Regions from separate parts of the Homo sapiens genome. Here regions 2, 3, 4 and 5 are each linked to region 1. The links are chromatin loops, found by intact Hi-C in ENCODE. Cell type or tissue: MCF 10A. All regions are shown on one strand. Links, peaks and the distances in the headings refer to the core of each region. The heading gives the core; the rest is flanking DNA.

Region 1 (6,483 bases), core at 607-5,606:
CTGAACAAGATTTCAGTGCACTCTCAGTGTCTTTTTCCTTAACTTTCTCAAAGTACATCAAAACAGAGCATTTAGTATCTAGTAGGCACTTAGAGATCAATAATGACCTGCAAGGTGTTTTCTAACTTGCAGGTGGGAGACTGGGCTAGCTCTGAAGATCACTGAAATTTGCTGCAAACTCTCACGTTTTTCAGGTATACAGAAATAGTTGATGAATTCATTAATAGAAGGATGGGGAGGAAGGAGAAGAAGGGTGATGACTGAGGAGTTGTCTCTCTCATAAATTCCCTTTGCGCGAACGAGCAGGACCAAGGGGAGCCTTCCCACATGCCCTTTCTTCCATCTCTTGCCTCTTGGATCTGAGAATCCACACACGCACCAAAAAATATTTTTAAAAAACAGAAACAGAGGAGTATTGGTGAGCTTAAGTGATGATACATAGGAAATAATCTGAAAGCTAGTATCTAGTTGTCATGAAATAATTGTTCTCAGAGAAACTTTAATGTGTTACGAAAATAAATTATTCTGGTTTATTGCCTGCATCACATGGCTGAGACTAACGTGTTCAAAATTTACCACCACTGAAAACAATTCCATTACTTACAAAGGGTAATATCTTTAGGTTGAAAAGGCTAAACCCCTCTCCTTTTAGTTCTCAAAGAAAATGTAGAGAAGTTAATAAATATTTGCAAAAAAGCATTTCAAATAAATAGAGTTTGTTTAAATATCTTCTTTCCTAGAGCCAAGAACACAACAGTCAACACTGTATGCTTGCTATGCCCAAGGCATTATGCTAGATCCTGGAATGATTTGAAAAGTCACGCATGACTCCTGCCATCCAGAACCCTACAGTCTAGAAGAGACACAGCTAAACCAGATGAGACTGATTTCAAAGTTAGTAAGAGTGAGAGCCAGGTGCTGAGGATACACTACAGAGGAGCAATTAACACTACCTGAATATCGAAAAGGTTGACCCAGAGGAGATAGAGCTGAGGCTAGAAGAATAATTAGGACTTAGCTGTCAATGTCAGAGAGACATTTCAGGTAAAGGAAGCTGCATGAGCAAAAATGGGCATTGAAGCATATTTCAGGCGACTTCAAATGCTGTTGGGATTTTAGACTTTATTCAGTAGTCAATAGTGTCACTGAAAGCCAGGGGCCCAGCCTAGGTCCTGTTGCTCACTACACAGAAAGCCAATCACTAAGGCAATGAGTATTGTCAGGGAAGAAGGCTTTATTATGGGTGATATCAGCCAGAGACAGGAGACAAGACTCAAATCTGAATCTCCCCTGGCTAAAGTTGGGGTTTATATGGGGGGAGAAAACAGGCAGGGCAAGGAAGAGGAGTTGCTCAATAGGCAGCAGGTGTCTAGCATCTCACTGTAACCTCCTATAGGAAAACAGGAATTAGGGAGGGTTAAGGAAGAGGAATTGGTCAACAGGCAGCAGGTGTAAGTTTCTCAAGCTTCAGTGCTATGGGCATTTGGCTTGTTGGAAAATTGCGCTGGTTTCAACAGGGAGCTGGGAAAAAAAGTTTTGGGGAAGGGCAGTTACTTTGTCAGATGGCTTTCAGATGGAAAAGATCAGAAGCTGGGAGACCAGTAAAGACCATGGCCATGATCTCAGTTAGAAAGTGTTAGAACCTGATCTTAGAACCTGCTTAGAGTAGGGGCAATTCAAGATTTATTTCAGGGCTTAATGGATAGAGGTGTTTGATGAAGGGGAGGGAAAACTCAAATAATTCCAGTTCCAATTGGAATTGAGTAGATAGAATTACAAATGTAAAGTGAACAGGGGATGAAAGTGGGGGAAAATCACAAAACAAACTTGGACCTAGAGAGTTTAAAAGTAAGACATCCATCTAGCCCATTAGAAATAGTCTATCTATCCCATGGAGAAAACTCAAATAAAAACCCACTCAGTTCTTTCTTTCTCAGTAAGGAGATTGCAATGGATTGCAAGGAGCCCTTACTGCAATGCCTAATATGGTGTGGGGAGTTTTTTGGGCTATAACATAAACGGATACCATAATGTTTTTAATGTTGTTTGTTTTTTAGAACTCTTTCACAAATTTGGAACCATGTTGATAAATCCACTCAAAAAAATTAGCTTTCCTATCTTTCATGACTCATTGGCTGGGAACAATTTACATGTCAGTGAAAACATGGGCACACCTAAAAAATGAAGTGAATCATGGTGTTTTCACCCTGGTGTGCATCAAGAAACCATAGGTTTTTCTTCCATATGTTTTACAAGGGCCCCTCAGATCTCAATTTGGCATTCCAAGAGATCTGCAAGAAGTACAGATTACACGTTGTATGGACACATGGAGGGTTCAGTTTCAGTGTATCAACATGACAGATTACATAAAACTGGTAATCTAGGGATACAAATAAAAGCAGCACCTCTAGCTTTATAGAATGCCAGCCCTTACTATTTAATAGATGAGGGGAACTTCGCCAGCTACCTGTGCATATTCAGAGCAACGGTTCGCAAACTGGAGTAGGTACCACTTGCTAAAACACAGATTTCTTCACCCTCCCTCCCCAACTATTTCTGAATCAATACGTCTGGGGTGGGTCCCAAGAATTTGCATTTTTACTACATTCTCTCAGATTATGCCGATGCTATTAGTCTAGGAACTGCACTTTAAAATCTAAGGCAGGCTGGGGCGCGCGGTGGCTCAGCTTGCAATCCCAGCACTTTGGGAGGCCGAGGCGAGCGGATTGCTTAACCTCAGGAGTTCAAGACCAGCCTGGGCAAGTTTAGGAGAGCCCACCCCCACCCTAGTCTCCACAAAAATAATAATAATAATAGTAATAATAATAATAATAATACAAAAATTAGCCGAGCATGGTAGCATGAGCCTGTAGCCCCAGGCACTCCAGAGGCTGAGGTGGGAGGATCCCTTGATCCCCAGAGGAGGAGGTTGCAGTAAGCTGAGATCGCATCACACTCCAGCCTGTGTGCAACAGCCAGACCCTGTCTCAAATAATAATAAATAAATAAATAAAATGAAACCCAATACAAATACCAACCCCTTTTTCGACAGATAACCTACTTGATAAATGTATCAATATCCTGTAGACAATTAAGTGTCGACTATAAGTTGGACATGAGTGCCGTTCATTGTGACAAAGGATGTAAAACCACATATAACTTCCTGCAAAAATCTAACACTTTACAGCGTGCAATCCCAGCACTGCAAAATTAGAAGGATTCAAAAAATGGAGTGTTCAAATTCTCAAAAGCCTGGCAAATATCATGTGAATGGGGCTGGCATCATTAAAGTAGATACATTGAAAACCCAAGGACACTATGTCCATCCTTAGATAATACTCTGTCCAGATGCCTCTCCAATATCCTATTTTATTCTCTTGCTGGATGAGTTGAAAAGAAGAGAGAAGAGGGTAAGCTAGGTGGCGCAGTTGCTTAACACTTTTTTTGGCAAGCTCAGCATTTGCTTTGGAGCACAGGTGAAAAGAATGTCCAGTCCTTAAGCAGAGTCAGTTCTCCACCCGCCTTAGGTATATGGATTGTAACAGCTACGAATGTGGAACTCAGTAGATTGGATGCAGTCTTGTGGCCAATGCCCTAAGACCTCAGGAAAAGAAAGGGATGGAGGGGGAGTGGGTGAGGAGGGGACGGGGAACCAGGAGTTCATTGAACTCCCCCTGGGGCCTTTAGGGTGCAGGCGAGTGTGTGCAACTTCCCTGGTTTTTATCGTGGTGGTGGCGCCCCCGCTGTTTCTAGGTCCATGTAGCTCATACAGGGCTGGCCATGGAACTCACAGCAGGTCTAGGCGGCGAATGCCAGAAATAAGGAGGAAACTGAAAAATGCCAAGTTCTCGGGGTTTGGGAGTACACAACTATTTGCCAGCGGGTGCATTTGTTTTGTGTATCCCCGTACTCCAGTCCCTTGATCATAGGAAGCTCCCTTCTCTCCAGCGCAACATTGGAGTAAGCACCCCGGAGTTTCCCGTGATGGCAGGCGGTTGGCGCGGTCGTTTGTGCTCAGAGGCCAACAAGCGCGTGGATTTTCTGCTTCAGTGCGCCCGGGACTGCCACCCCGGCCCCGGGGATGTCGGACATCGTACTCCAGGGTTTCGAGCCCTAGCCCCGCCGCATCCTCGGGGCGTGCAGGTAAAGGGTTACGCGTGTCGGGAAGGCTCACCCGCAGCCCGGGCCACGTGACGCGCGGGCCCAATGACAGCGCTGGGGCGGCCGCTGCGAGCTCGGCGGGCTCAGGGCAGCGCGGAGCCGCTAGCGTCTCCCGGCGCGGCTGCCCGAGGCCGGCGAAGCCATGGGCGCCGGGACCCCGCCGCCGCCGCCGCCGCCGCCGTCTGGCCCCAGGTAGGGACAATCCCCCGCCCCGCGCGCGCAAAGAGGGCTTTAGTCCTGCGGAACTTGGCTTTGGGGCGAGCTTTCCCCCACTTCTCTCCGAGTCGCCTACTTTTAAGTTTAATTTCTTGATTTGCTTTTGCCCTGAAAAAAAAAATTAGAGACGCAATTCAAAGTTTGATGACTTCGGGAAAAGTCACGTAATTCAACAAAGGGGCTCTAAAAGGGGCAAAACTCGGGTGGGGGGAGGCGGACTTTTACAGATTCCCAAAACCAAAGACCAAGGCGTTTGTAAAGCTTGGCGTTTAATTGGTTGTGTGAAACATTTTTGCTTTTAAATCCCTAACTAATGAACTTTCAACGGTGCATGCGAACTTGAAAAAACTGCAAGAGATTTTACCTTAGATCTGTGCCCTCCTCCCCCATTTTAAGTATGTTTTTTAATAAAAAGGAAATGGAATGTGACCTCTGCTGTTTCTTTGAAATGCCCTTGGGTCCCGGTATTTGCCCCCCAGGGGTGCTGGCGGCCTGGGCAGTGGGTAGGGGTGGGGGAAGAGGTCAGGGTGCCAGGAGGCCTCACGTAGTGAAAAGAGGGTGCCAGGTGCAAACAGTTAAATAGTCACAAACTGTTTGCTAAATATTTAATAATTAGGCAAGCATCTCCCAGCTTGGTTACTTAGGTTGCATTGACCTTGGCAGCCCTGATGAGGCGAGATTTTCACAAAGTACTGGTGAAGAATTTTTCCGGTGATAAAAGGCAAGGATCAATGCTTTTTACCCCAGCATGGCAATTGACCTTAAAAACAAAATTAAAACTCCCTGTGATGACTTAGTACATTTTATGTTACTTTCCATGGCAGCATAGATACCTGCCCCATGATGGATATTTGCCCTGTGAATTTAGAGAAAGTTTGTGCTCCAGAGGTGGTTCAAATCATTGAAGAATAGGGCGTTTATTTTCTTCCTGTCACTATTTATGGGAAAGAATTACGGATGGTCCTTCTTGCCCTGGTTTGTGGATGTCCTTGGTGGTTGCAATCAAGCAAGCTCTTATGAGGAATAATATCTGGAGAAAAGAAGAGAAGCATTTGAGAGTTGAATGAGAAAGAAATGGAAAGCGGTTACTGCTTTTAAACATAATAGAGTCTATATTTGTTGCCTACCCCTCCCCCTTCCCCATTTAATCCTTCAGTTGATACTATTTTAGGAAGGATAAGACAGATGTTAAAGATCATAGACCACCTTACTGGTCCCAGCTGTGAAACACTGTCAGGAGGCAGATAATTGAAACAAGGTACATAATTGAAACAATTTGAAGCTCAAAGGTAAAGTTAAGTTCTGGAGTTATTTGTATTTCCCTAAAGTGTGAAGAGTCAGCTAACAGCAAGCTGCCTGGGTCACTGAGCAGAAATGGAACAGATGCTGAGACAGGAAGGGAAGGTGTGGCTTACTTCTCTTCTTGGCCCATTCTGTGTCTATCCTCTGATCCTGCTCCGTGCATTTATTCAGCAAGTATGATCTTGGTCCTCAATGGCTCCGGAGATTTAGATAAATAATGATACCTAAAGAGAAATAGGGCCAATCTTTCCTGTGTTTCAAAGAGCTTTTTGGATATCTGGGATTGAAGACAAAACCTTGCATACCAACTCAACACGTTCCATTATCCTAAACATGGAATGATTCCCTTGACGTCCCACCCAGACCCTCTCTGAGCCGGAAATACAACCTGGCTAAGCTCCGGCCAGAATCCATTTGCAGCCCAAGGGCAGAGCACAGGTAGGGCCGGCCCCTTTCCTCCTAGAACAGCCCGCTCTTGGTGCCCGGAAGCCCATTCACGGTGCTTCTTGGAATAGACGCCAGTTTCCAAATAATTGAATACCAGCCTTCCAGTAGCTAGGTTTCCTCTCCCTAGACTGTGTTTCACATTCCCCTAGTTACACAATTTTTCTGGTAACCCTGAATCTTGGGATCTTTTACAGTCTTGGTTAAATAGTAACTAGTACCTATGTCCTGCTTTTCTTTCTTGGTCATTAGGCAGATTTTCTTTTTGGTCATTCTTTTTGGTCATTAGATTACATGCTTACAGAGAGACTTTGTAGGTGTGTAGAAAAGAGTTGAGTTAAAGGGGTCATCCTAGGGGAA
Region 2 (6,483 bases), core at 598-5,597, 580 kb after region 1:
GACATCATAGTTTAATTTTGAACAAGCAAGTAATTTTTGATGGCACAGTGATGTTACCCAATTCGATTCCCCATTATTTTCCTAAGACTTATCTCTCTGACTAATGAATGTTCATAAAGTTAAATCACCTTTAAGAAATAATGATTTGGCCCAGAGCAGTGGCTCACGCCTGTAATCCCAGCACTTTGGGAGGCAGAGGTGGGTGGATCACGAGGTCAGGAGATCAAGACCATCCTGGCTAACACGGTGAAACCCTGTCTCTACTAAAAATACAAAAAAATTAGCTGGGTGTGATGGCGGGTGCCTGTAGTCCCAACTATTTGGGAGGCTGAGGCAGGAGAATGGCGTGAACCTGGGAGGTGGAGCTTGCAGTGAGCCCAGATTGTGCCACTGCACTCCAGCTCCAGCCTGGGTGAAAGAGCAAGACTCCATCTCAAAAAAAAAAAAAAAAAGAAAGAAAGAATTAATGATTTGCTACTATCGAGGATGGTGAAGTTGCATGGGAGATTTTAGGGAGGTGACACCTCACTAATTGTATTTCAGAATTACATTAAGGAAAGATTTGTTTCTTGATTGTGTATAACACCATCGACGTTTATTTCTCTGCTTTAGTGACTTCTGTATGATGTTTAACAAGCTCCATGACGCAGTCTCTGATTCTTAATCAGTTTTTAATGAAAAACAACTGTGGTAGTATACTGTTCCCAGTTGGTCTAATTTCCTTCTTTTAAAAGTGTATTTTGAGGGGAAAAATATATTAATACTCCTCCTCTTACTATATGATTAGCCCTTTAAAATATTTTGAAATAGATGATGATGAAGAATTTCTCCAAGCACAATATACATTTTCTTGTGGAGATAGCCAGAAGGTTTAATTAAAGACACAGGAGAAGAAAGAGTGGGCCAACCATCAGGCGCCTGTACCTGCTCAGAGGCCTCATAATTCCTGTCTGTTTCCCTGGATCATTTTTTTTTTAATAGACTTAATTTTTTTTAGAGCAGTTTTAGGTTTACAGGAAAATTGGGTGAAAAGTACAGAGTTCCCGTATTAGCTTTCACTGTCCCCCACCCCACAGTTTCTCCGATTTTTAACATATCTTGCATTACTGAGGGTTTCTTCATTATAATTGATGAGCCAATATTTGTACATTGATATTAACTAAAGTTCATGGTTTACATTTGGGTTCACTGTTGGTGTTCTGTATTCTGTGGGTTGTGACAGATGCTTAATGTCATGTGCCCATCATTACGGTATCATACAGAATAGTTTCACTGCCCTAAAAATCCCCGTGTTCTGCCTGTTCTCCCACCTCCTCCCTAATCCTTGATCTTTTTGCTCTCTCCATAGTTTTGCCTTTTCCAGCATGTCATGTAGTTGGAATCACACAGTAGCCTTTTCAGACTGGCTTCTTTTGCTTAGCAATATGCACTTAAGGTTCTTCCATGTCTCTTTATGGCTTGATAGCTTATTTCTCATTGCTGAATAATACTCAGTTTTATAGATGCACTACAGTTTCTTTACCCATTTGCCGATCGATGCACATCTTAGTTGCTTCCAAGTTTTGATAATTGTGAATAAAGATGCTGTTTTCAGCTCATTTGGGTAAACACCAAGGAGTGCAATTGCTGGGTTATGTGGTAAGAATGTGTTTAGTTTTACAAGAAACTGCTGGCCTGTTTTCCAAAGTGGCTGTACTGTTTTGCATCCCCGCCAACCATAAATGGGAGTTCTTGTTGTTTTGTGGACATTTGGGCTCAGTGTACCCATAACCCTTTGATCTAGCAGTGTTAAGTTGGGATTGTGGCATTACTGCCACTTTCCTTTTTGAGAATCTAATGCCCACTTTCTCCAGAGAAATCCACTTTTTGCATATAACTTGTAAAATTTTGTAATATTGGGGTTCACAGCCTGGAGTCCAGGTTGAGAGTGTCTGCTGTAGCCTCCAAAATATTTAATATTTCAGTCCGAAATTTGAAAGAACAGGAAGGCCTCAATGAAAACAAACCCTTCTAATCATTAACTATCCTTTCCTTAAGTAACAAGAACAACTTACCTTTAATCTTTTTCGTTAAGAAAGGACTGGGTTTCTTTAAGAAAGGACTGTCAGAAAGTCTGGGTTAGTGTTACCTTTGCTTTGAATGCTTATTATGTGCAGGGTAAAGTTGCTTCCTTAGTTAGCTGGGGAAGAAGTGACCAAGAGTGGTGTTGACCCAGATTCAGATCCTTGTGTAGTTGATCCATTTATGTCACTGAATTTGTTTTAAAGAACAGTCTGGAAATTTGGAGTAGGGAGAGGGGAGGAACAGGCAATGGATACTTGTCAACATAAAAAAAGATGTATTTTCAAAATTTATAGACTAAAAACTTTGTGTATCCCAAAACAATTCATTTTACTTTCTTCATATATGATAAAATCATACATTAAATTAGGTGGACTTTAAAAAAATTCACTCTGGCATTTCAAATCCAAAGCATTTGGGAGCAGGAGGAGACCATAGAGTTTCCTCTGTGCACCATCCTCACTTCAGCAGACAGGGAAGCTAGAATTAAGGGGCTTGGCTTCACACTTCTCGGCAGCAGCCGGAACCTACATGTCCTGACTTCTGGTCCAGTGTGCTGTGCCACGACCCTGTCTAAAAGTTAAAAGGCATAGAGAGAATTTTTTTTTTAAAGAAAGAAGAAAGAAATGTACATGCCATGAAGTTTTGTATGGAAGGGGGTGCCCCATGGGGATTCCACAGAGTGCTTCACGGTGAACACATTCGACATAGGAAATTATGACACTGAATCCCGTTGCTGTTTTCCTTGCCCGTTCCCTAAGAGTTTGTCAATGTTTGGTCATCATGGCCCCTGACCTTTGGGTATTTATATGGATTTTGTGTTTTTCCTCTTGTTTTAAAAACTATTTATTTGTTAAACATTTTGACTGTGTCTCTATCTGATATTAAAGATTCATTTTTAGATGGGAGGACATCAGAGATGAAAAGCTAAATCTGGCCCACTGGCTCCACTGTTCCTTTTTAAAAATTCTCTCTACTTTTAGGATCATTGGTGCCCCCTGGTGAGATGATTGAGTAAAAGCACTAGTTTAGTGGATGGAAGCTGTTAGCATTTAAAAAGACGGCTTAGCAATATTGTTGACGATTAAAAATAAATCCTGTTTCTGATTTTTGTTTTAAAGAAATTGAGACCGAGAAATGAGCAGCGAGAGAATGAATTGATTATTTCTTTTCTGAGATGTTTATATGAAGAGAAACAGAAAGAACACATCCATATTGGGGAGATGAAGCAGGTATGGCATTTTTGTCTCTTGTAATTGTTGCCAAGTCTCTGCCAAGTCTCTGTATAAACAACGTTTTGAGGATTTTCTGAAACTCTGATACCTTTTTTTCTCCCTATGTTTTATTTTCCTTTGTTGCACATAGAGGGGAAATTTGGGAGTGTTAGACTATGTATGCTTGAGAAGATAAGAAAAGTTTCTGCCTGCACCATAGTGGAGGCAGAACAGTTGCTCTAATAAGAGGACTGGCTTAGAGCAGCAAGAATTGAGTGTAAGAGTGGATGCCACCAAGATGAGCTGCTTGGCTTGCAGGGAGCTGGTTTGTCACCTCGCCTTTCTTCTTTGTAAACCTGGAAGGACATTGCATGGCTGCCTTTGGAATTACAAAAAGTACCTGAACGTCCTTTGTGATATAAATGCTAGGTCACAAATCAGATACAATGTTGGCAAGCCTGACTTATGTGCTATTCAGGTTAGAACTTGGATTAATTCCATTTTGCATGGTGGAAATACAGAGTCTCCCTCCCCTCCTCCACTGTCTACAGCCTTATTTAGCTTTTCTCTTTGTGGGGTCTCAAGGCAGAAGCTGGGGCTCTCTGCAGATCTCTCCCTTGGAAGATCTTCAGGTTTGGGAGTCCCTATGTTACATGGTACCACAGACCATTTCCTTTGTCTTTTGGACTCCATGTGAGTCCATTCATAATGAACCATTAATAGCTTCAAAACATACACATTTTATATTTGCTAAAGTTACCTGTTGGCCAGAAATCTAGAGAAAAATCAGTGAAGGATGTACAAGTTTCTCAGTTTCCCAAAAGTATGTTCCCTTTTTCTTTTTGAACACTCCCCACGTACGTGTTCCAAAGACACTTGTGTGCTCAGTGGTGTGCCCTGTCCTACGGCAGCCTTTGCGTCTGGACCCTAAACCAAGTGTGCAGTTTTCATGGGGTGTACACTTAGCAAATCTCCACATAAGGTTTCTACCTTCTAGGTGGCTTTGGCAGTCACGTGCCTTCCCTGAACACTTGGGCTGGTGTACAGTGTCAGCCACGGTTTCTAATCTCATTGGCCAGCCATGAGGTCCTTTAGCAGTGACTCTAACATGAGTATATGACCTGTGTTTTTTGGGGTTTTGACTTGTGGTCTTGGTTTGTAGCCATTCCTCCCTTCCCAACCTGTACCCTTAAGATAGCATTCAAGTTCTGTGTCTCTCCTGTTCATTTTTGGATGGACCAGTTGGTCTAAGTTTTCAGTTAATTCTGGAGTTCATTTTTCAGCCTATTTCTTTTCTCTTTTCCACTCCCTTTTTCCCCTCTTGTGCCACTGATAGCTTTTTCCCTGTTCTGATTTTCTTTTATCTGAGTCAGTCTGACTTGTTCCAACAGGAAATTGATAATTTTGAAGTAATTTATAACTGCTAGAAAGGGGAATGAAGCATTTACGGTGGATGGAAAGTCTTCTTTTACTAAACATTTTGAGCATTTATGGTGAATGGAAAGTTTTGACCTAACTGCAGACTCATTTTTATGGACCAGCATAATATTTTTATGATTTGGGCATAGATCATCCAATGGAGAAATGTGTTTAATGTTTTTTTTTTACCCAAAAAAACATAAGAGTTCAATGTAGAAGTGACTGAGCCTTACAAGCAGAACTGGCATCTGTGTAACACTTTTACTAGGGGTTTCTAAACATCATGAACCAGACGGCTCATGTCTTCGTCTATAAAGAAGCTGCCCTAATCCCCTGATGAGGTTGGTGTACTCCAGGCTGGACACTCTCATGGGCTCTGAGGAGTGGGTTTTTCAGAGCAGCAGCTGCTTTATAGACCCATTAGGCACAGCCTTGAGATTCACTGATAGATCCTTTTCATGTTTTCTGCTATCAGTTTAGCCACGTGGATTTCATTACCTTCTTGTTGCACCTAAAAATTTCTAAAGCTTTTGAAAATGTGGGAAGATGTGACATAGACCGTGGTAGGATCATGGCTTTGACAAAGAACTTCTCTGGCCACAGGACTTCAGAAGCGGACAGAGGACAGTGAGCGCTTCTCTCAGTGCTGTGCGTGTCAGGGTCGGCAGGGAGGCCATATGCGCTTTTCAAAGACCAAAAGAATAGTGCTGGAGAACTGTCAGAGGAGTTGTGAAATAGAAAAAACCCTGAATGAGTCTTTTGATCTTATAGAACAGGGTTCAGTTTGGGCAAGACTTATACATTAAGTTAGAGGCTGTCACGTTTTAGTCAATGGACTTGTCGTTTCCACCTGTATTCACAGAGGTGGTACAAAAATTAGTATGAAATCAGCTGCCACTTACTGAATGTTTGCCAAGTGCCAGATAGAGTTCTCATTCCTTACATAAATGACTCCATTCATTCTACAAGTTTTTTGAGGTAGGTGGTAAAATACCCATTTTATAGATGAGGAAATGGGGAAGAGCAGTCAAGCAGTTACTAGTGAGTAGTGGAGCCACTTTGTCTGATGTCTAAGTACTTTATCTTAATTATTGTGTGTTTTTTTAAGGAGCTTAACAAAATTTAATGCTATATAACTACTTACTGATTTTCTTGGGTCTGTTTTCTAGTAGATAAGATTTTCTTTCTTTTTTTGTGACATTTTATTATGAAAAATTTCAAACATATAGAAAAGTTGAAAGAATTATACCATGAGCACTCATATACCCACCATCCAGATTTTACAGTTTTAAAGACTTTGTTAATTTGCTTTATCATATATTTATCTATTAGTCCACCTTATTTTTGCATGCCTTTCAAATTAGGTGATATCAGTACCCTTCATCCCTAAACACTTTAGCATGTATATCATTAACTAGAATTTAGTGTTTGCTTCCAATTTTGGGGAGATTAAATTTACATATGGTAGGTTATGCAAATCTTAAGTGTACCATTTGTTGAGTTTTGACCACTGCTGCTACATTCAGGTAGCTCAAACCCCTATCAAGATATAGAATATTTTCATCCTGCCGGGCGCAGTGGCTCACGCCTGTAATCCCAGTACTTTGGGAGGCTGAGGTGGGCGGATCATGAGGTCAGGAGATTGAGACCATCCTGGCTAACACAGTGAAAGCTCGTCTCCACTAAAAATACAAAAATTAGTCAGGTGTGGTGGCGGGTGCCTGTAGTCCCAGCTACTAGGGAGGCTGAGGCAGGAGAATGGCATGAACCCGGGAAGCGGAGGTTGCAG
Region 3 (6,483 bases), core at 967-5,966, 350 kb after region 1:
AACTAGTATGGGAGCTGAAGGGGACAGATACTTCCTTCTTCTTCCTGGAAGAAGAGATTGAACAGATGACCAAGGCTTAGCCAATTAGATGCTCCCACCTGAGGTCTCAACTCTTGACCACCAGAAACAACTGGAGAGTTTAGAAAGTATTCACAGCACCAGCATCCACACAAGGCAGATCCAGTGGGGCCCCTGGGCAGCTCCAACAGTCATTCCAGCAGGGTGTTCTGGCTGCTCATGCCAATCATGGCTGTCTGATCCCTCTTGGTTCCTACCTGTTTTTTAAGTCTCATTCTTCAAACTTCCCTTTGATCTATGAGCTATTCATTATCTGCTTACATTAATGGGTCATTTCTATTGCTTCAACCAATGCCTGACACATCTACCAATACTTCAACTCACTCCCTCCTTTGTCGTTCTTTTCACCTGTCTGCAAACTTCAGCCTTTGTTTTTTGACTGTGTCCCCTTCTTTGTTCCCACATCCTGACTTTGGATCATTGCTGGGGAAAAAAAATCACATTCTTCAGATTGGAACCAACTGAGAAGTTCAGGCTCTATAACCTCAGGCACAATCCTTCCAGGAATCCTTAGCTCCTCATCCCATTCCCCCAAAGAGCCACTTCAATTCTTAGACATTCTTCTCAAGCCTCACTTCCATCATCTCTTGCCCTCCTCATTCCCAAGAACTTGCAGCAAACAACATAACAACAAATAGCTTGTCTCTGATTCACAGGCAAACTAGAGACCATGAGATACAAACTTGACTGAATAAACAATCACTGTATGAAATCGTTGCAGCTACACTCATTATGTAACTAGTATCTTGTGCTTCTCTTTTTCACCTTAAGGTTATTTTCCCTAAAAAACTACCAAGTATTTACATAGACCACATACACTTTTTCTGCTTAGAGAGTATGTTAATATGTGTGTACTGTGTGTGTGTGTGTGTGTGTGTGTGTGTGCATGAACGTATGACACACGTTTCATCTTTTTGTTGGAATAAACTCTCCCTTTCTGTTTTTTTTATTTTGTCCTATAAATGGAGCAGCTATAACTGGTGTCATTTCTTTTTAGTTAATTCCTTTAGGATATATTTCCAAAATAGAATTATTGGGTTAAAGGGCATAAAGAATTTTTAGAGAGCCAGCTGCATAATGCGAATTTATTCTCCAGAAAGACGTAACCCTTCTGCAGTGGAAAAGCATATTTTCTTTTCCGATGGTGATGGTGTAGCCCTGGCTACACTGGACATTATTATTGCTATTAATTTTGTTTCCTGTTTTATATTCCTTTTATTCTATTGGCTCATAGACTCTTTTTCTATGAGATAATATACTATCTGTTGTTTTGGATCACCTGTAATCATCTACTAAATGTATTCTACCTGTAATTCTTACATGCATGTGCTCATTATGTTTGAATAATGAGGTTTTTATCAGATGTTTAGTGTATTTCCTCTACCTTGTTTACTTCTTTCAATATTTATTTTAATACAGCACGTGTATGGAAATTTTAGTTTGACTTGACATATTTGATCATATGCATTGCATCTCTGGTCATAGCCTGTACTTCTTAAAACTTCAAATAGGCTGGGCACAGTGGCTCACACCTATAATCCCAGCACTTTGGAAGGCTAAAGCAGGAGGATGGCTTGAGTCTAGGCATTTGAGACAAGCCTGGGCAACATAGAAAGAACTCTCTCTACAAAAAATACAAAAATTAGCTGAGTATGGTGGTGCCCACCTGTAGTCCCAGCTACTAGGGAAGCTGAGGTGGGAGGATCACTTGAGTCTGGGAGGCCGAGGCTGCAGTGATCCATGATAGTGCTATGGAACTCCAGTCTGGGCACCAGAGCGAGACCCCGTCTGAAAAAAAAAAAGAAAGAAAAAAGTTTAAAATACTTATTTCTCCTCCACAGCTGAATTACATTTGGTATGATGTTTTCAAAAGATTTTTTTTCATTAACAGTTGCCATGAAATATTTAACTGTTTGACCTATCTGAAATTCACTTCAAAATACCATATGAAATATGGATCAAATTTAATTTTTCTCCATGCTGTTATCTGTTTGCTTGACAATATTTATCAAACAGTGATTTATCCCCCACCCCCACTACCAGCACTTTTTAAAACTCCTGACAATGATTTTTTGATCCAATATTTTTCATTGTGCAGTCAAAGGAATTAATCACTGGAGGCAACTAATATAGGCCTGAAAGCTTTCCTTTGAGAAGCAGGGATTTTTGGCTCCAAAAATCCCACTGGTCAGCACATGGAAAGTTAGGCCTAAAGGGATTTAAAAATTATTTTGTTCAACTCCTCTCTTCTATTACAAATGAGGAAACTGAGGCACCAAGGAATTAAATACAGTACAAGTCACTCTGCAAGAGATGTGGGAAAATAATGGAGAATTAAGGCAAGTAACTAGAAATTAGGGACATGGATTTCAGATAAAAAATAAGCAAAAAAAATGCTGCTAATATATACTAATAATGTATAGAAATACACAGCTAATAATAAAATATAGCACTACTAATAAAAATATACAGCTAATAATAATGGCAGCTACCAGTAACCGAAGATGTACTGTAGGCCAAGCACTGTGCATCTCTTTGAAGGCCCATGCTGACTCGTTAGGATATGTATTATTATTCCCATTCCTGTCCCTAGTAATTTGCCCAAGGGCTGCCACCAAGTGGCAGGAAGCAGGTCCCAGCTCTGTTTCCCTGACTCAGAAGGAAGCATTTTTCCACTGCACCACACTGCCTCCCAGCTACCTGGTGATAAAAAGCAAGGCATGCCAACCAAGCTCCCACTGAAGAACCTACTCCATTAAAACAAAAACCAATCATCTACTAACTTCGTTTGAAACTGATTAAAAGAGCCATCCCAATTACTAAAATTGTGTGACCTGGGACAAATCAAGTGACCACTTTAGAACTCGATTAACTCAGCTGTCAAAAAAGGGCAACAGACAAGATGATCTCTAAAGTCTCTTTCAGTTTTAATATCCTAGGATTCTAATTTCCACTGTCCACTTTTCATTCTTCCATAAGTAATAAAAATAGGAAGAGTACAAATTTCAAAAAGAAGTAGAACCCATTTTGATTTTATTAAAAATATGTTTCCAAAGCATAATTTTAGGGCCAATAAAATTCTTTATGTGAATTAAGTTTAAAATGGTCATAAAAAAATGAAAATAATAGATTAACTAAACTATTTAACAATTATTTTAAACTAACATGTAATACAAAAAAACTGATTTAACAGATTATTTGAAATACAATGGTACTATAAGATGATATGGGTGAATAAATATTATGTTTGACTTAAGGTTAAAAAATAATAGTAATAATAAACAAGTGCCCTCTTAGTTAACAAGGAATACGTTTTATTTAAGTAGATTGTAATGCCTGGTCAAAAAATATATATTTATTAATTCCAAACTACTAATGCTATAACTTCAACTTTTCTTTTTTAGCAATTATTGACTAAATTGTAATTTTTGCTTACATTATTTTCATAGAATATTGTGTAATATACACATTAAATGAAAGCATGTGTTAAATATTCAGGCTAAACATGGTAGTCCCCATTAAATCTTAGATCTTAGTAGGTTTTTCCTTTTTGAAAAGAAATCGAATTCTGGAATGCTTTCCCATCACTGCTGTTAATACAGGCCAAAAGAGGTATCCCATGACAAGCATTTCTGTAGTTGTACCTTAAATCTTCCAAGAAAGGAGCCTAAGGTATCCCATATGTTGAAAAGAAATAGATATTAAGATAAAAAGGAAATAGAGATTTAAAAAAAACTAAACTAAGTCACATTATGAAATGGAAATTTAAAAATCCTTACCTGGAGTTTTCTAAAAATAAAATACTTTGTACTGAGTAAGAATAGACACAGAACACCAAACAAAATGCCTCTTCGTGGTGTGATTCTATGAGTTTTTAGTATTTTTTAAGTCCACATTTTTCTAGTCAAAATCTTTAGCAATATGAGACATATTGCCTGAAGAGGGCACCCTTTCCTTTAACACCAAAATCTATTTGCTAAACCCCTAATATGTAAACAAACCTGTGGGATAAAAGCACTATATCAACTTCATTTTCAGTAGCAACGCTGTTCCAAATTAAGTTAAATTTTTAGTCAAATATACATATATAAGCGTATATTATTTATATAAATAATACAGCTTCAAGCATGAGAAGAAAAATGACTCCTGTATGCCCAGGATTAAATTTAGGAAATAGAAACATTCCAGTAACTTGGAGGTTCCCATATGCTTCTCCCAGTGTACCTTCGTCTCTCATCCTTAAGGGAATCACTTTTCTGAATTTTGTCTTTACAATTCCCTTGCCTTTCTTTATAGCTCTGGGGTTTGTTTGTTTGTTTGTTTGTTTGTTTGTTTGTTTTGAGATAGCTGGAGTTCACTGGTGTGATCTCAGCTCACTGCAGCCTCTGCCTCCTGGGTTCAAGCAATTTTCGTGCTTTAGCCTCCAGAGTAGCTGGGATTACAGGTGTGAGCCACCTCGCCTGGCTAATTTTTGTATTTTTAGTAGAAACAGGGTTTCGCCATGTTGGCCAGGCTGGTCTCAAACTCCTGACCTAAATCTATCTGCCTGCCTGAGCCTCCCAAAGTGCGGGGATTACAGGTGCAGGGATTACAGGCTTCCCAAAGTGCTGGGATTACAGGCCGCCTCTGGCCTCTTTATAGTTTTATTAGCCATATATTGTTTAATTTTGCCTTCTTTAACCTTACTATAACTGTATCAGGCTGTATGAATTCTTCTGTGACTTCCTTTTTTGATCAATATTAAGTGATTCAGATCCAATCATACTGATACATGTATCACACTGATACTGGTACATGCATTTTTGGCACTGTGCAGTGTTCCATTCTATGACTATATCAGAAATTTTTACTTATTACCTATGCTTCCATGGTAGACTTTTTGTTTTGTTGCTGTTACAGGTAACACTGCTGTGAACTGTTATGCATGAGCCTGGCAGCACATATACACAACAGTTCCTTTAAGACAGAGATGGGCAAAGCATGACTCCCACAGGACGAACCCAGCCCACTGCCTGTTTTGGTATGGCCCACAGCTAAGAGTAACTTTTACATTTTAAACGGGTGTAAAAAAAGAAAAAGGAAGAGAAGAGTGTTTTGTGACATGTGAAAATTATATGAAATCTAAATTTCAGTATCCACAAATGAAGTTCCATTGAACACAAACACACCTAGTCACTTACATGTTGTCTATGGCACAGATCTCCGGAAGCCCAAAACTTTTATAACACTATCTCAGCTTTTACAGAAAATGTTTGCAGATCCCTGCTGTAGGTTAAAAATGCCCTAAGATGGACATTTGTGTTTCAGGTGTAGAGGGGAGAGTGAGTGAACAGGGAGGGGGTCTTTTGTCTATTGGTCTCCCTGGACTGAAGAGAGGGAGAATAGAAACCAAACACTAGGATTCTCAAAATGGTTTATTACCCAGAACTCTCTGTCTGGGTCAGTCAAGAACCATTTTCAAACAAGGAGATGGAGGGAATTTTTAATTTTTAATTTTTTCTTTCCATCTTCTAAGAAGGTGTTGGTACTCTGTTTCCCTGAATGTTGTTCTCTAGACTGGATTGATTTGTTTTCCTTGTGTCTTCAGTGCAGTTTTCTTCCTCAATGGTGTAGGTTGAGTGAATGCTGCCGTAGTGTGTGAGAGACTAGTGTCTCACCAGCTGGCACTTAAAGACATACAGTCACAGTAGCGTGACTGACACTCATAGACGTGCGGTGACAGTAGCAAGAGCAATCACAAAACTGTAATTTACTTACCAAATTTCTTCTTTTCCATTACCTCGCCTGCCTGTTTAGAGAAAGAGAAAGAATAATTTTAAAGGGATTTTGAGGTGTCTTTTTGGATCCTTATTGTTTCAAAGGGAATTTGGTGGGGCGGTGGGGAGGCAAACTCTTTTTAAATAAATTCCCTCTGAAAAAAAAAATCCAAAACACTGGCATCTGAGTAGGAATATGAAAATTACGCCTTTTCCAAAAATTAAGAAAAAATGTCTTTACAAAATAAGAATAATTTTTGAAAGGTAGAACACTCTTTTTTATTGGCAGTTTTGATAAGCAAGGCATAGATTTTACATTTTTGTCCTTGCTTCCACTGAAATGGGATAAACAAAAATAAAATACCATCTATTCATGGAATGTTGTGTTAGCCAGTCTGAAACCCCATCCTAATTTTTATATAGCCATCTTTTAGCTCTTCCTTTGACAGAGCAGGCCTTGTTTGGAATTGTTCTGCTTCTGACTGTTAAATATCTGTAAACCAAAAATAAAATTCTAAGCCCCACCCGCCCCCCAACCATCTGAATGGACTTCCTGCCAGGGCACTCTAAAATTTATCCTGAAAGACTGGTTCAGGCCGTGATGGGAAGTGGAGGATAAACAGGCCTCATTGTATCCCTCCAGCTTTAA
Region 4 (6,483 bases), core at 748-5,747, 340 kb after region 1:
ATTATCTTTTGCAGAAAAGAAGATCACAAATGTAACCGCACCTGAACAGACTCTTTCACAAGATAATAACTGTCTCTCAGGCTCATTCTGTTTTCAAAGAGAACCATTTACAAGTTAATCTCCACTCCCATCCATTCATTCTCCCTAGTAATCATGTACTGCCCCTAAACAGAATTACCTATATTCCCCATCTCTCCCCCAGCCTCTGAAATAAGGCTATATAAGTATCTGGGCCCCACTGGGATTTGGGGGTGATATGGTTTGTGTGTTTCCCCACCCAAATCTCATCTTGAATTGTAATTCCCACAATTCCTATGTGTTGTGGGAGGGACCTGGTGGGAGATTATTGAATCATGGGGGCGGGTCCTTCCAGTGCTGTTCTCATAATAGTGAATAAGTCTCATGAGATCTGATGATACTAAAAAAGGGAGTTTCCCTACACAAGCTCTCTCTTCTCTTGTCTGCCACCATGTGAGATGTGCCTTTCACGTTCTGCCATGATTGTGGGGCCTCCCTAGGCAAGTGGAACTGTAAGTCCAATAAACCTCTTTCTTTTGTAAATTACCCAGTCTCGTGTAGGTCTTTATCAGCAGCTTCAAAATAGACCAATACAGCAAATTGGTACCAGCAGAGTGGGGCACTGCTAAAAAGATATCCAAAAATGTGGAAGCAACTTTGGAACTGGGTAACAGACAGAGGTTGGAACAGTTTGGAGGGATGAGAAGAAGATGGGAAAATGTGGGAAAGTTTGGAACTTCCTAGAGACTTGTTGAATGGTTGAATGGCTTTGACCAAAATGCTGATAATGATATGGACAATGAATTCCAGGCTGAGGTGGTCTCAGCTGGAATAAGGAACTTGTTAGGAACTGGAGCAAAGGTGACTCTTGTTATGTTTTAGCAAAGAGACTGGTGGCATTTTGCCCCTGCCCTAGCAATTTGTGGAACTTTGAACTTGAGAGAGATGATTTAGGGTATCTGATAGAAGAAATTTCTAGCAGCAAAGCATTCAAGAGGTGACTTGGGTGCTGTGAACAGCATTCGGTTTTGAAAGGGAAACAGAGCATAAAAGTTCAGAAAATTTGCAGCCTGATAATGTGATAGAAAAGAAAATCCCATGTTCTGAGGAGAAATTCAAGCCTGCTGCAGAAATTTGCGTAAGTAACGAGGAGCTGAAGATTAATCCCCAAGACAATGAGGAAAATGTCTCCAGGGCATGTCAGAGGTCTTCATGGCAGCCAAGAAGGAGGCCCAGAGGGCTATGAGGAAAAAGTGGTTTCGTGGCTGGACCCAGGGTCCCCTTGCTGTGTGCAGCCTAGGGACTTGGTGCCCTGCGTCCCAGCCACTCCAGCCATGGATGAAATGTGCCAATGTAGAGCTCAGGCCATGGCTTCAGAAGGTGCAAGCCTTCAACCTTGCCAGCTTCCATGTGGTGTTGAGCCTACCCGTGCACAGAAGTCAATAACTGGGTTTGGGAACCTCCACCTAGATTTCAGAGGATGTATGGAAATGCCTGGATGCCCAAGCAGAAGGTTGCTGCAGGGTCAGCATCTCATGGTGAATGCAGTGCAGAAGGGAAATATGGTGTCAGAACCCCCACACAGAGTCCTTACTGGTGCACCACCTAGTGAGGCTGTGAGAAGAGGGCCACCATCCTCCAGACCCCAGAATGATAGATCCACTTACAGTTTGCACCATGTGCTTGGAAAAGCCACAGACACTCAACACCAGCCCGTGAATGCAGCTGGGAGGGAGGCTGTACCCTGCAAAGCCACAGGCATGGAGCTGCCCAATATGATGGGAACCCACCTCTTGTGTCAGCATGACATGGATGTCAGACATGGAGTCAAAGGATATCATTTTGGAGCTTTAAGATTTGACTGCCTTGCTGGATTTTGGACTTGCATGGGGCCTGTAGGCCCTTGGTTTTGGCCAGTTTTTCCCATTTGGAATGGCTGTATTTACCCAATGCCTATACTCCATTGTATCTAGAAAGTCACTAACCTGCTTTTGATTTTACAGGCTCATAGGCAGAAAGGACTTGCCTTGTCTCAGATGAGACTTTGGATTGTGGACTTTTTAGTTAATGCCGAAATGAGTTAAGACTTCGGGGGACTGTTGGGAAGGCCTGACTGATTTTGAAATGTGAGGACATGAGATTTTGGAGGGGCCAGGGGTGGAATGATATGGTTTGGCTGTGTCCGCACCTAAATCTCATCTTGAATTGTAACTCCCACAATTCCCATGTAGTATGGGAGGGACCCAGTGGGAGTTAATCGAATTATGGGGGTGGATATTTCCCATGCTGTTCTCATGATAATGAAAAGTCTCACGAGATCTGTTGGTTTTACAAATGGGAGTTTCCCTGCACAAGTTCTCTCTCTCTCTTTGCCTACCACCATCCATGTAAGACATGACTAGCTCCTCCTTGCCTTTCACCCTCTCTCATAACTGTGAGGCCTCCCCAGCCACGTGGGGATTGAAGGGCAGAGAAGGGCAGAGAAGGGCAAAGGTAAGTCCAATAAACGTCTTTCTTTTGTAAATTGCCCAGTCTAAGGTATTTCTTCATCAGCAGTGTGAAAATGGACTAATACAGGGGTAATCACTGGTTCTTCCCTGTGTGCACATTAATAGACTGGTATCCCATTTCTCCTATTAATCTCCTTTTGTGAGTTGGATGTTCAACAAACCTTCAAGGGGTGAAACAGAAGATTTCCATCGGCCCCAGTCTTCCCAAAGGCACAGAGGTTAGGGGTTTCTCAAATATAGTTTGGTGGGCAAAGGATTAGGGTTGGGGGGCATGTTGATTTGTTGGGTCAGAGATGAAATCATAGGGAATGTCACTTTATGTATTTATATATATGTTTTTCCTCTCTGTGTGAACCTCACATGTATGATTTTTGTTAAATATATTCAGTACTTACTTTAAAAAAAAAATACATTCTTTTGTCTAAACTAGTGGTTCTCAAGAGGTGATTTTGTGTCCTGCTGCCAGGGGACATTTGGCAATGTATGGAGACATTTTTGGTTGCCACCACTGGGCTGTTGGGGGTAGGTGAGGTTCTACTGTCATCTAGTGGGTAGAGGCCATGGATGCTCCTAAACATTCTGCAGTGAATAGGACAGTCTCAAACATCAAAGAATTATCCTGTCCAAAGTGCCAGTAGTGCTGAGGTTGAGACACCTGCTCAAACTCAAAGACCAGTAAAAATTTAGAAAGAGAGAGAGAAAAGTAGAGTGCTTTTGAGTCCCCTTAAACTCAGGCTTAGCTCTTAGTTGTATTGATGTAATTATAATTTATTTGCTGTGTTATTTTTTGGCAGTGTAACCACCCAACCACCCACTGCTCACACAAAATTGACTCACTGAGACCATAGCATTGCAGTAAAGAAAGAGTTTAATTGGCAGAGCTGGCCATGCCATATAGGAGATTAGGGGTTTTTAAAATGCAGTTTGATGGGCAGGGGAGTAGGGTAGGGGGCATGCTGATTGGTTGGATAGGAGATGAAATCATAGGGAATTGAAGCTGTCTTACTGTGCTGAGTCAGTTCCTGGAGCCGGGGTGGGGTGAGACAGGACTTGTTGGCAGGTCCAGGTGGAGCCATCTGGACATCTCCAAAAGGCAATCTTAGCTTCTACAATAGTGATGTTATTTATATTTGCAAGAGTAATTGGGGAAGTTTCAAATCTTATGACCTCCGGAATAATGCCTTGTAATTATTTCTAATTCAAACCCCTCTTATCCTCCTAACTTGGTGGTCTTTCATTAGTTTTACAAGAACAGCTTAGTTTTGGAGAAAGGCTATTATCATTTAAACTATAAACTAAATTTCTCTCTAAGTTAGCTTGGCCCACTCCCAGGAGCAAATACAGTCAACCTATGAAGCTAGAAGCAAGATTAGAGTCAGCTATGTCAGATTTCTCTTACTTTCATAATTTTGCAAAGGTGGCTTCAACAGTGCCTGTAATTACTTTCATTGTAAAGTAACATATTTTTATAACCCAATGACAGTAACTAGATGTTTGATATCATCTGTCTATATTCTCTTACCTACCTTCTTTTATATCACATTATTTTAGTCTGAAAGCAAAATAATCCCTTAACATCCTTTCTAAAGTAAAATGATTTATCCAGTTTTGTTTTTTTTTCTCTATCCCAATCTTAGCATTTCACCTAGGAAAGACTACAGACGTGTTAATCCATGCACATGATTGTTGGGACCATAACAGTTAGATGGCCATCATTGTGTTGCTGCAATTAACCTCTTTCCTCCAGGCTTACATGCTTACCACTTCTATGCTTCACAGAGAAATCATGTTCTCTGGGTACCTATACTCATCATTTCCTCCACTGATCCTTGTTATTTCCAATTCAACCAGTCTCATCTATGCTTCCCTTTTTGGAGCTCTGTTGCTTCTTAAAAGGAAGTTTTTATTGAATTTGTCTTCAATCAGCTCTCTCCCTTCAGAATTCTGTGTATCTGCTCTCTTCCACTTAGTGGAAGTGGTACTTGGTCAAATACATGTCGGTGATGGCGCTCACATTTTGGTTCATACAGCTATTAAACATGTATTTTCTCTCCAACTAGAGAAGCTCCTTTTGGGCAGGGACAATGTCTCACTTTTCATGACATCCTGAAGCACCAGGTATAGGACTCAAACAAAAAGGCATCCATTGACTATTGAATTCATGAGTAAAATGTAGATAATAAGTTTATATATTTGAGATGACATGAGCATATGACTTTATGTCCTCAGAGTCCTAATTTGGCCACCATGAATTGAAGGAAAAGCATCTCATTTCCATGACAAAATCTTTCCTACAATAAAAATTGTAAGTAAGCTTGGATACATTTCACATGACTAACTCATGACCAAAAAGAAACTTGATCTGTGACCTTCAGTAACACACTCGATTTAGAAAATGTGAATGGGCTTAATGATTAGTGACGGTTGCTAAAAATTAAGGCTTTAAAAAATCTTATTTATGTGAATACTAAAGCTGCACACACCTGGAGGTATTAGTTGATGTCCTTGTTGACCTAAAAGGAGGAGGCTGAGGCACAAAATATAATTTAAAGAATTTACTTGAGCCAAAGGGAAGACAGCTGTTGAGACGCTCTTCCCAGTTGCACTGGGGAGTGCTCTGTTAGCTTTTGTTGTAAGCAGGTTTCTAAAGGCAAAGGGAACAAGGAATGGTCTGATGTAAAGTTCTTTGACAGGAATTCTCACTGGTTTTCAGAGAATAACATTGCTTAATGATTGGCCATGCACTGTGGGACTGCAGGATATAGTGTTATAGTGTCTGGCATATGGCATTTGATGGCTACTTGGCATCAGTTAGTCTAGAGCCCACATGGCAAGTGGCTTCAAGAGATAATTATTTAGTTCAAGGGGGAGTGATGTGACTGCTGTTTCATTCAGTGCCTTTTGGGGCCTGATAATTTAAAGGGGCTCTCATTCTTCAGATAAAAATTTTCTTTCCTTCCTTTTTCCTCCACACCATTTTGAACAAACTTTCTGTTTTCTTAGTTATCACTTTCCTCCTAATAGTCTTTAGAGCAAACAGAGCAAGTAAGCCAACCAGAAAAGCCACAGAAAACACACTTTCCATATACCTACCGTCTATTTTCCTCTTAGACGCATACTTGATCCTACGACAAAAGACTTGTCTCCAAATAAATCGATTTAAAATATGTGAAACATTATATCTTTTAAAAAGTGACGTTTCATAATAAAACTATGTCTACTATGCATTTGCTTTGAGTTTTTATAACTTTCCAAAAAAGTTTTCCTCTTGCCGGTAAATACGTATCCTATTTCTACAGCTCTGGGATGGTATCTATTTATTATACATTATTTATCTCTAAAATGTTTTACTAAGCCAAAAAGGAGAAGAACACATCATACGGAACAGTACCCTGTGTAAGGAGGGAAGTGTCAGAGACTCCATAGTGTACTCCCAGTGTGACCAGTGAGAGCTACTGCCCTGCCCTGAGTTGAGATGTTCTGAAATAGCTATTGCATTTCTATGTGCCCTCTTTTTCTGCCATTATTAGCAAACAGTTTTCATCCATTGGCTGACAAAACTGGAGTAATGGATAGTGCTGGACCAGCAGTAAAGAAACAAGGAATATCAGCCTGAATGTGGGAATGCAAGTTTTAGTGCAATTCAACAGCTATCAAGGAAAAGGTCAAGGAGGTCTAGGATAAGGGGCGGCAGGCAAGCGGGCATCAGTGGAGGCCCTTTGACTTTTTGAAGAGCTTCAGAAACAACACTATAGCCTGGAAAGGCTGATCTACACTGGAAGACATGGTAGCTCCTGGCAAGGAATGACCCCAGCCGAGAAGAGCAACTGCTAATGCGTGATGAAGGATGGATGAGGCCTGGGATGCAATGGGCTCATAAAGCACTGACTACCTGGAGTCCGTGAGAGCTCTCATTTCCAGTAGGAAGTTTCACTGTCTCCAGGGCAAATGAAGG
Region 5 (6,483 bases), core at 803-5,802, 110 kb after region 1:
AGCTACTTAGCAAAATCAGAGACATTCCCTGTCATGGAGACACGGCCCAGTTCCCATGTGGTTCCAGGGAAGATTTGGTCAAAACATTGCCCATTTCTACACAGTGTCTAAATGGAACTAGCACCCAATGGTTAAAGAATATTCTCAGCCAGGGACAGTGGCTCACCTCTGTAATCCCAGCGTTTTGGGAGGCTGGGACGGGTGGATCACCGGAGATCAGGAGGTCGAGACCCGCCTGGCCAACATAGTGAAACCCTGTCTCTACTAAAAATACAAAAAATTAGCTGGGCGTGGTGGCAGGCACCTGTAATCCCAGCTATTCAGGAGGCTGAGGCAGGAGAATCACTTGGACCCGGGAGTCGGAGGTTGCAGTGAGCCAAGATGGCACCACTGCACTCCAGCCTGGGTGACAAGAGTGAGACTCTGTCTCAAAAAAAAAAAAAAAAGAAAGAAAAAAAACCGAATATTCTCGCAGACAATTGCCATGAACATGCAAACGGCCAACATTTCCTAAGCACCTACTATTTGCAAGACACATATTGCCAGCCCTGTCACATGCTTAAGTCATGTGATCCTCATAGGACCCTGACCAGTACTTCTGGTAATGCAGCCATAAAAATGAAAGTTACCATGCACTGATGCCAGGGGTGTCTGACTTTTTTATTTATTTATTTTTTTTGAGATGGAGTCTCACTCTTACTGCCCAGGCTGCAGTGCAGTGGCGCGATCTTGGCTCACTGTAACCTCCGCCTCTTGGATTCAAGTGATTCTCCTGCCTCAGCCTCCCAAGTAGCTGAGATTACAGGTGTCTGCCACCATGACCAGCTATTTTTTGTATTTTTAGTAGAGATGGGGTTTCACCAAGTTGGCCAGGCTGGTCTCGAACTCCTGACCTCAGGTGATCCACCTGCCTCGGCCTCCCAAAGTGCTGGGATTAAAGGTGCGAGCCACTGTGCCCAGCCCGGTGTCTGACATTTTTCAGCAGATCCTTTAGTAATGATTGATGCTGAGCTTGTTAGAAACACAGGCTGTCAGGCCCCACTCAGAGCCAGGTGGATTCCTCATGACCCAGTGCCCTGTGCTCCTATCTGTCTACAAGATTCCACCCCGTACACACACACACGTACACACACACACACAGACACACACACTAGTCTTTATTCATTAACAAACTACATCTTGTCTGCTCCAAACAGGAGCCTACTTCCAGGAATTTACAGTCCAGAGAATAGGGACATAGCTTCTCAAACTTTTCCCTTAAACTGTCCCCACGAGGGTACAGGAGGATCTGGGAGGCTGGGGAGTGTGGAGAGGATGACCACAAGCTACTGGCAGAACTTGACATCTCTGTGTGCCTTCCGTTTCATTCTAGTCATTCACACAAATGTTGCCTTTTCACCCATGATATTCTGAGTTAATTTTATATAACAAATAATGGGCTTCTCCCCCCAAAACCTTCGCATGGGGCCATATTTATTTTGTGGCTTACCTTTCCCTCCCAGCTCATGGCCATGTATCCTCATGTAGAAGGGGGGGCTCTGAGATTGGCTCACAACACGGGCAGCCTCTGGATCTGGGAGAAGTGCAAGGTCAGCCATGGAGGAGGAGCAGCACCGGGTCTAATCTGGGGGAAGGAACAGGACCCCCTTGACTCCACAGACACCTTCCTCCCCCAGGCTCTTCCACAGAGTTATTGTCCAAATGTACAGTGGGCAGAGACCAACCCAGATGGAGTTCTGATGTGCAGTGATTGTGTGAAGAGGCCTCTGTAGAATTTCAGGAGCCTTTTGACCCCACCATTGCTTGGCCAGACCAGAATAAACCCAATGTCTAGCCAGTGCTAGAGGAAGCCCTGGTCTCATCAGGCTTAAAGGTGACAGTAACTGTGATGGTTAATATTGAGTGTCAACTTGATGGGATTGAAGGATGCAAAGTGTTGGTCCTGGGTGTGTCTGTGAGGGTGCTGCCAAAGGAGATTAACATTTGAGTCAGTGGGCTGGGGAAGGCAGACCCACCCTTAATCTGGGTAGGCACCATTTAATCAGCTCCCAGCGAATATAAAGCAGGCAGAAAAACGTCAAAAGGTGAGACTAGCCTAGCCTCCCAGCCTACATCCTTCTCCCGTGCTGGACACTTCCTGCCTCAAACATCGGACTCCACGTTCTTCAGTTTTGGGACTCGGACTGGCTCTCCTTGCTCCTCAGCTTGCAGATGAGCTATTGTGGGACCTTGTGATTGTGTGAGTTAACACTTAATATTACCTCCCCTTTACATATATGTCTATCCTGTTAGTTCTGTCCCTCTGGAGAACCCTGACTAATACAGTAACCATCTAAAATACCACATCACCTACTTCATAACCTTGCCGCATAGCACAACACCTACACTACTTGGGCCATAATTTTTGTTTCTTTTTTTGTTCTTTTTTTTTTATTTTATTTTTTTTTGCTTTTTGAGACACAGTCTTACTCCATCACCCAGGCTGGAGTGCAGTGGCCTGATCTTGGCTCACTGCCACCTCCACCTCCCGGGTTCAAGTAATTCTCCCACCTCAGCTTCCTGAGTAGCTGCGATTACAGGCGCACATCACCACACCTGGCTAATTTTTGCATTTTCAGAAGAGATAAGGTTTCACCATGTTGGCCAGGCTGGTCTCGAACTCCCGACCTCAAGTGACCCACCCATATCGGCCTCCCAAAGTGCTGGGCTTATAGGCACCCAAAATTCTTGTTTCTGAGGCTTTTTATTTTATTTTTTGAGACAGAGCCTTGCTCCATTGGCCAGGCTGGAGTGCAATGGCACAATCTTGGCTCACTGCAACCTCTGCCTCCTGGGTTCAAGTGATTCTCCTGCCTCAGCCTCCCAAGTAGTTGGACTACAGGTGCACCACCACACCCAGCTAATATTTGTATTTTTAGTAGAGATAGGGTTCCACCATGTTGGGTCAGGCTGCTCTAGAACTCCTGACCTCAAGTGATCCGCCCACCTTGGCCTCCCAAAGTGCTGGGATTACAGGTGTGAGCCACCGCGCCTGGTCCTGAGGCCTTTCTTGTACCAAGTCCTTCTCTTGAGATGAGTAAAATAACCGCTATATCCTGCCATCTGCTGGTGAATTGATGCAACTGCACCTATAAAATTCAGCCCAAATCTAGAGAATCCAGTTCTCTCTTGCAAAAGCTATTGGAGCACAAACTGCTTCTTGCATAATCCAGCGGACAAAAAAAAATAAAATAAAATAAAATAAAATAAACTTACTAGGATGGATGCCAGAAATATTATAGTAATAAAAACAATAACAACATTAATAATACCTTCACTATCCTACTTTCAACTTTTACAACCTTGGGCAAGCAAGTTATATAACCTCCCATTTAGTTATCTATAAAATACTGGTTCCCACCTTAAAGGGTTGTTTTAAAGTTGAAATGAGTTAATACATGAAAGATGAAAGTCCCCAAAACAGTCCTTGGCACATAGAAAACACTCAGTGGCTAACTGCTTATTGTGATTAAGTACTGGCTGTATGCCAGACATTATAGCAAGCGCTATGCATACTTATCTTAGTGTTCAAAACAATCCTCATAAACTGTAACTATCATCATTCGCGTGTTGCAGATTAGGCCACTGAAACTCACGGAGGGGAAGAAACTTGGCTAGAAGTCACAAAGCTAGTAAGCAGTGGAGGTGGAATTGCTGACTACTCTGATCCTAAGTCACTCGCTTAACCACTCTGCTGAACTGCTGGTGTGGTGTGATCAATCTTCCTGAATGTTCGTCTAAATGCCATCCGGCTTCACCAGAATCAATCTCTCTCTCTCTCTTTCTCTCTCACACACACACACACGACTATACGCTCTCCCAGGGAGCACCCGGGTGCCATCATATCCCCAGAACCTAGCACAGTGCCTGGTGCATACCAAGACCCAGTGGAGCCATCGTGAAGTCAGCGATGTTGCACACAGCTGTGAGCATTCGTCACACACCTGTCTTAAGGATAGCAGGCTAATTACTAGATGGGGGGAAAAAATAGTATCAGATCTTGAATAAAGGGCCACATGAAATGTTTTTCAATCTATGAAAATGTCTGTGATATGCTATCGTAAAGACTACAGGAGGGACAAAAGGAGTGACATCATCACTATGTTGTAATAACAACAAAAAAAACCACATTGAATGTGTTTCCACATTCAACATGGATATCAAAGATCCTGTGAACCCAGCAGCAAGAAAGTCCTAGGACCAGGCCCTGGCCTGTTCCTCAGCATTCCTACAGTGGAAGCACCTCTCAGGTGCACAGGGCCGGCAAGGCCAGCCTTGGTAAAGGCTAGAGAGGCAGCCCTTCTAGTGGTATGATTCCAGAGGGTTCAGGGCCACCTGTCACTGAGAAACACCAATTTCAACCCAGACATTCTACCCTCAGAGGCTGATTTCTTTGGCTCCTGGGAACTTATTTTTTTACATAGTTTTCTTTAAAATGCAGGAACACCAGGAGGCCCAGGGTTGCCACCAGTGCTCTGAAAACCACTCTGCCCTCCTGCCTGGCAGCATGCACCTCTCAGCCCATTCCCAGTGGAGAAGGGGGGTCACTTTCTCCATCAGGAGTCTCCCTGGTCTGAGAGCCTCGTCCCTCTCAGGGACTTTGCTGTTACACACATTCTGTCCCAATCTCACAGTTCCTCCTGGCAGAGGCTGAAGAGGCATTTCCAAAAGAGCTGCAGAGTTCAGGGAATAAGACAGAGAACTTGGCCTTTTATCATTCAGTCAAGATCATGGCCTGGGGTGAGTGTGGACGTAGGACCCAGAGGGCAGTATTGCGAAGAGCTAGTTCACAAACCACTGGGCGTGGTGCCCCACGTGCAGCACGGAAGTACTGAAGCATGCCTTCAGCATAATTCTCAGGATTTGATGTGATAACAACAAGGAAATCAAGTCAATGAGTTGAAGTTCCCCTTTTTTCCCACTTTATCGTTTAGATTGTTAAATTTCAAAGAGAGCTTTGATTCACAAACTCGTTTTGCAGATAAAGAAACTGAGGACTCAAGAGATTACAGCCTGGGCAACAAGACAAAATCCCATCTCTACCAAAAAAATTAATAAATAAAAATAGCTGGACACGGTGGCGTGTGCATGTAGTTGCAGCTACTCAGGAGGCTGAGGTGGGAGGATTGCTTGAGCCTGGGAGGCAGAGGTTGCAGTGAGCCGAGATGATGCCACTGTGCTCCAGCCTGGGTGACAGAGTGAGACCCTGTCTCAAAAAAAAAGGGGGGGAGAGATTAAACAACTTCACCATGTCCATGCCATTGGTGATGGCGTTATGGCTAGGAGGTAAGAAGTGAATTTCTTTATTTTTATTTTATTTTATTTTATTTTGAGATGGAGTTTTGCTCTTGTTGCCCAGGCTGGAGTGCAATGGCAAGATCTCGGCTCACTGCAACCTCCGCCTCCCAGGTTCAAGCAATTCTCCTGCCTCAGCCTCTTGAGTAGCTGAGATTACAAGCACCTGCCACCACGCCCAGCTAATTTTTTGTATTTTCAGTAGAGATGGGGTTTCACCATGTTAGCCAGGCTGGTCTTGAACTCCTGACTTCAGGTGATCTGCCTGCTTCGGCCTCCCAAAGCGCTGGGGTTACAGGTGTGAGCCACCACGCCCGGCCCCGAGGAGGTGGATTTCTTATACCTGGGCACAGACTTTGCCTGGCTAAGTTCACCCAAACACCATATAGCTTAATTAGTTTGAGGAGTAAAACTCCAGTGATAATTAGGACTGTCATTTTGATAGCAGATTTTTCAGAAGTATTCTACAAAACATGAGATCTGTTGGTTGTTAATAAGTTTGTTATGAGAAAAAAAGTTCTGTAGCCCAATAATGTAGGGAAATAATCGGGTTAAACAGAGTGAAACAGTTCCTTCTCATAACCATGAATTTCTTCATCTTTAATTTCTGTTGTTCCCAAACCTGTTTTGACCAGGGAGCCTTTTCCAGGGAGAAAACCCATGAGCACTTCCCTGCACACAAATATCCCGTCAAAGCCAGCGCTAGACCATGCTAACACTTCTATCCCAGCACACTGGCTATTGAGAATGCATGAAATGGACTATTTGATGGTGCTGATAACAAAAGTCTGCATATAATCCTTTTTTTTTTTTTTTTTTGAGACGGAGTCTCGCTCTGTCGCCCCGGCTGGAGTACAGTGGCGCCATCTCGGCTCACTGCAAGCTCCGCCTCCCAGGTTCACGCCATTCTCCTGCCTCAGCCTCCCGAGTAGCTGGGACTACAGGCGCCCGCCACCACGCCTGGCTAATTTTTTTTTTTTTTTTTTTTTTTTTGTATTTTTAGTAGAGACAGAGTTTCACCGTGTTAGCCAGGATGGTCTCGATCTCCTGACCTTTTGAGCCGCCGACCTCGGCCTCCCAAAGTGCTGGGATTACAGGCATGAGCCACCGCGCCCGGCTGTCTGCATATAATCTTTCAAGTTCTCTAAA

The links. Hi-C counts contacts between places; a loop is a spot of excess contacts. Peaks named below come from ENCODE experiments on the same cell type or tissue, not always from the same donor. Only the 100,000 strongest peaks of a DNase experiment are listed, where the experiment ranks them.
Region 2: a loop joins it to region 1, with 13 times the contacts of the local background. A loop is called at or near these places in 17 of 110 quality-filtered maps.
Region 3: it touches region 1 in a loop (10-fold over the local background); 41 of 110 quality-filtered maps call a loop at or near these places.
Region 4: a loop joins it to region 1, with 12 times the contacts of the local background. A loop is called at or near these places in 42 of 110 quality-filtered maps.
Region 5: it touches region 1 in a loop (15-fold over the local background); 75 of 110 quality-filtered maps call a loop at or near these places.

The regions. Positions count from the first base shown.
Region 1 is chr4:37,449,688-37,456,170 of GRCh38, forward strand. PGCKA1 (PDCD10 and GCKIII kinases associated 1) reads left to right here and starts at 4,238. Exons shown (of 4, transcript NM_001104629.2): 1 at 4,238-4,353. It overlaps LOC124900691 (a long non-coding RNA gene), which reads right to left. Exons shown (of 3, transcript XR_007058098.1): 2 at 5,793-5,903; 3 at 4,630-5,407. In MCF 10A, for the core only: a CTCF peak has its summit at 3,388; DNase peaks (open chromatin) are centred at 3,454 and 4,204.
Region 2 is chr4:38,032,406-38,038,888 of GRCh38, forward strand. TBC1D1 (TBC1 domain family member 1) reads left to right here. Exons shown (of 22, transcript NM_001396959.1): 8 at 3,183-3,293. Among named protein-coding and RNA genes, the nearest start is that of PTTG2, 75 kb to the left of the region's middle. In MCF 10A, for the core only: a CTCF peak has its summit at 3,036 (motif pointing left); a DNase peak (open chromatin) is centred at 3,056.
Region 3 is chr4:37,799,538-37,806,020 of GRCh38, forward strand. No RefSeq gene overlaps it. Among named protein-coding and RNA genes, the nearest start is that of PGM2, 24 kb to the right of the region's middle. In MCF 10A, for the core only: CTCF peaks have their summits at 2,709 (motif pointing left) and 4,009 (motif pointing right); DNase peaks (open chromatin) are centred at 2,734 and 4,014.
Region 4 is chr4:37,790,682-37,797,164 of GRCh38, forward strand. No RefSeq gene overlaps it. Among named protein-coding and RNA genes, the nearest start is that of PGM2, 33 kb to the right of the region's middle. In MCF 10A, for the core only: a CTCF peak has its summit at 3,052 (motif pointing left); no DNase peak of the experiment used is centred there.
Region 5 is chr4:37,563,845-37,570,327 of GRCh38, forward strand. All of the region lies in intron 2 of PGCKA1 (PDCD10 and GCKIII kinases associated 1), which reads left to right. Among named protein-coding and RNA genes, the nearest start is that of PGCKA1, 110 kb to the left of the region's middle. In MCF 10A, for the core only: a CTCF peak has its summit at 3,081 (motif pointing left); a DNase peak (open chromatin) is centred at 3,097.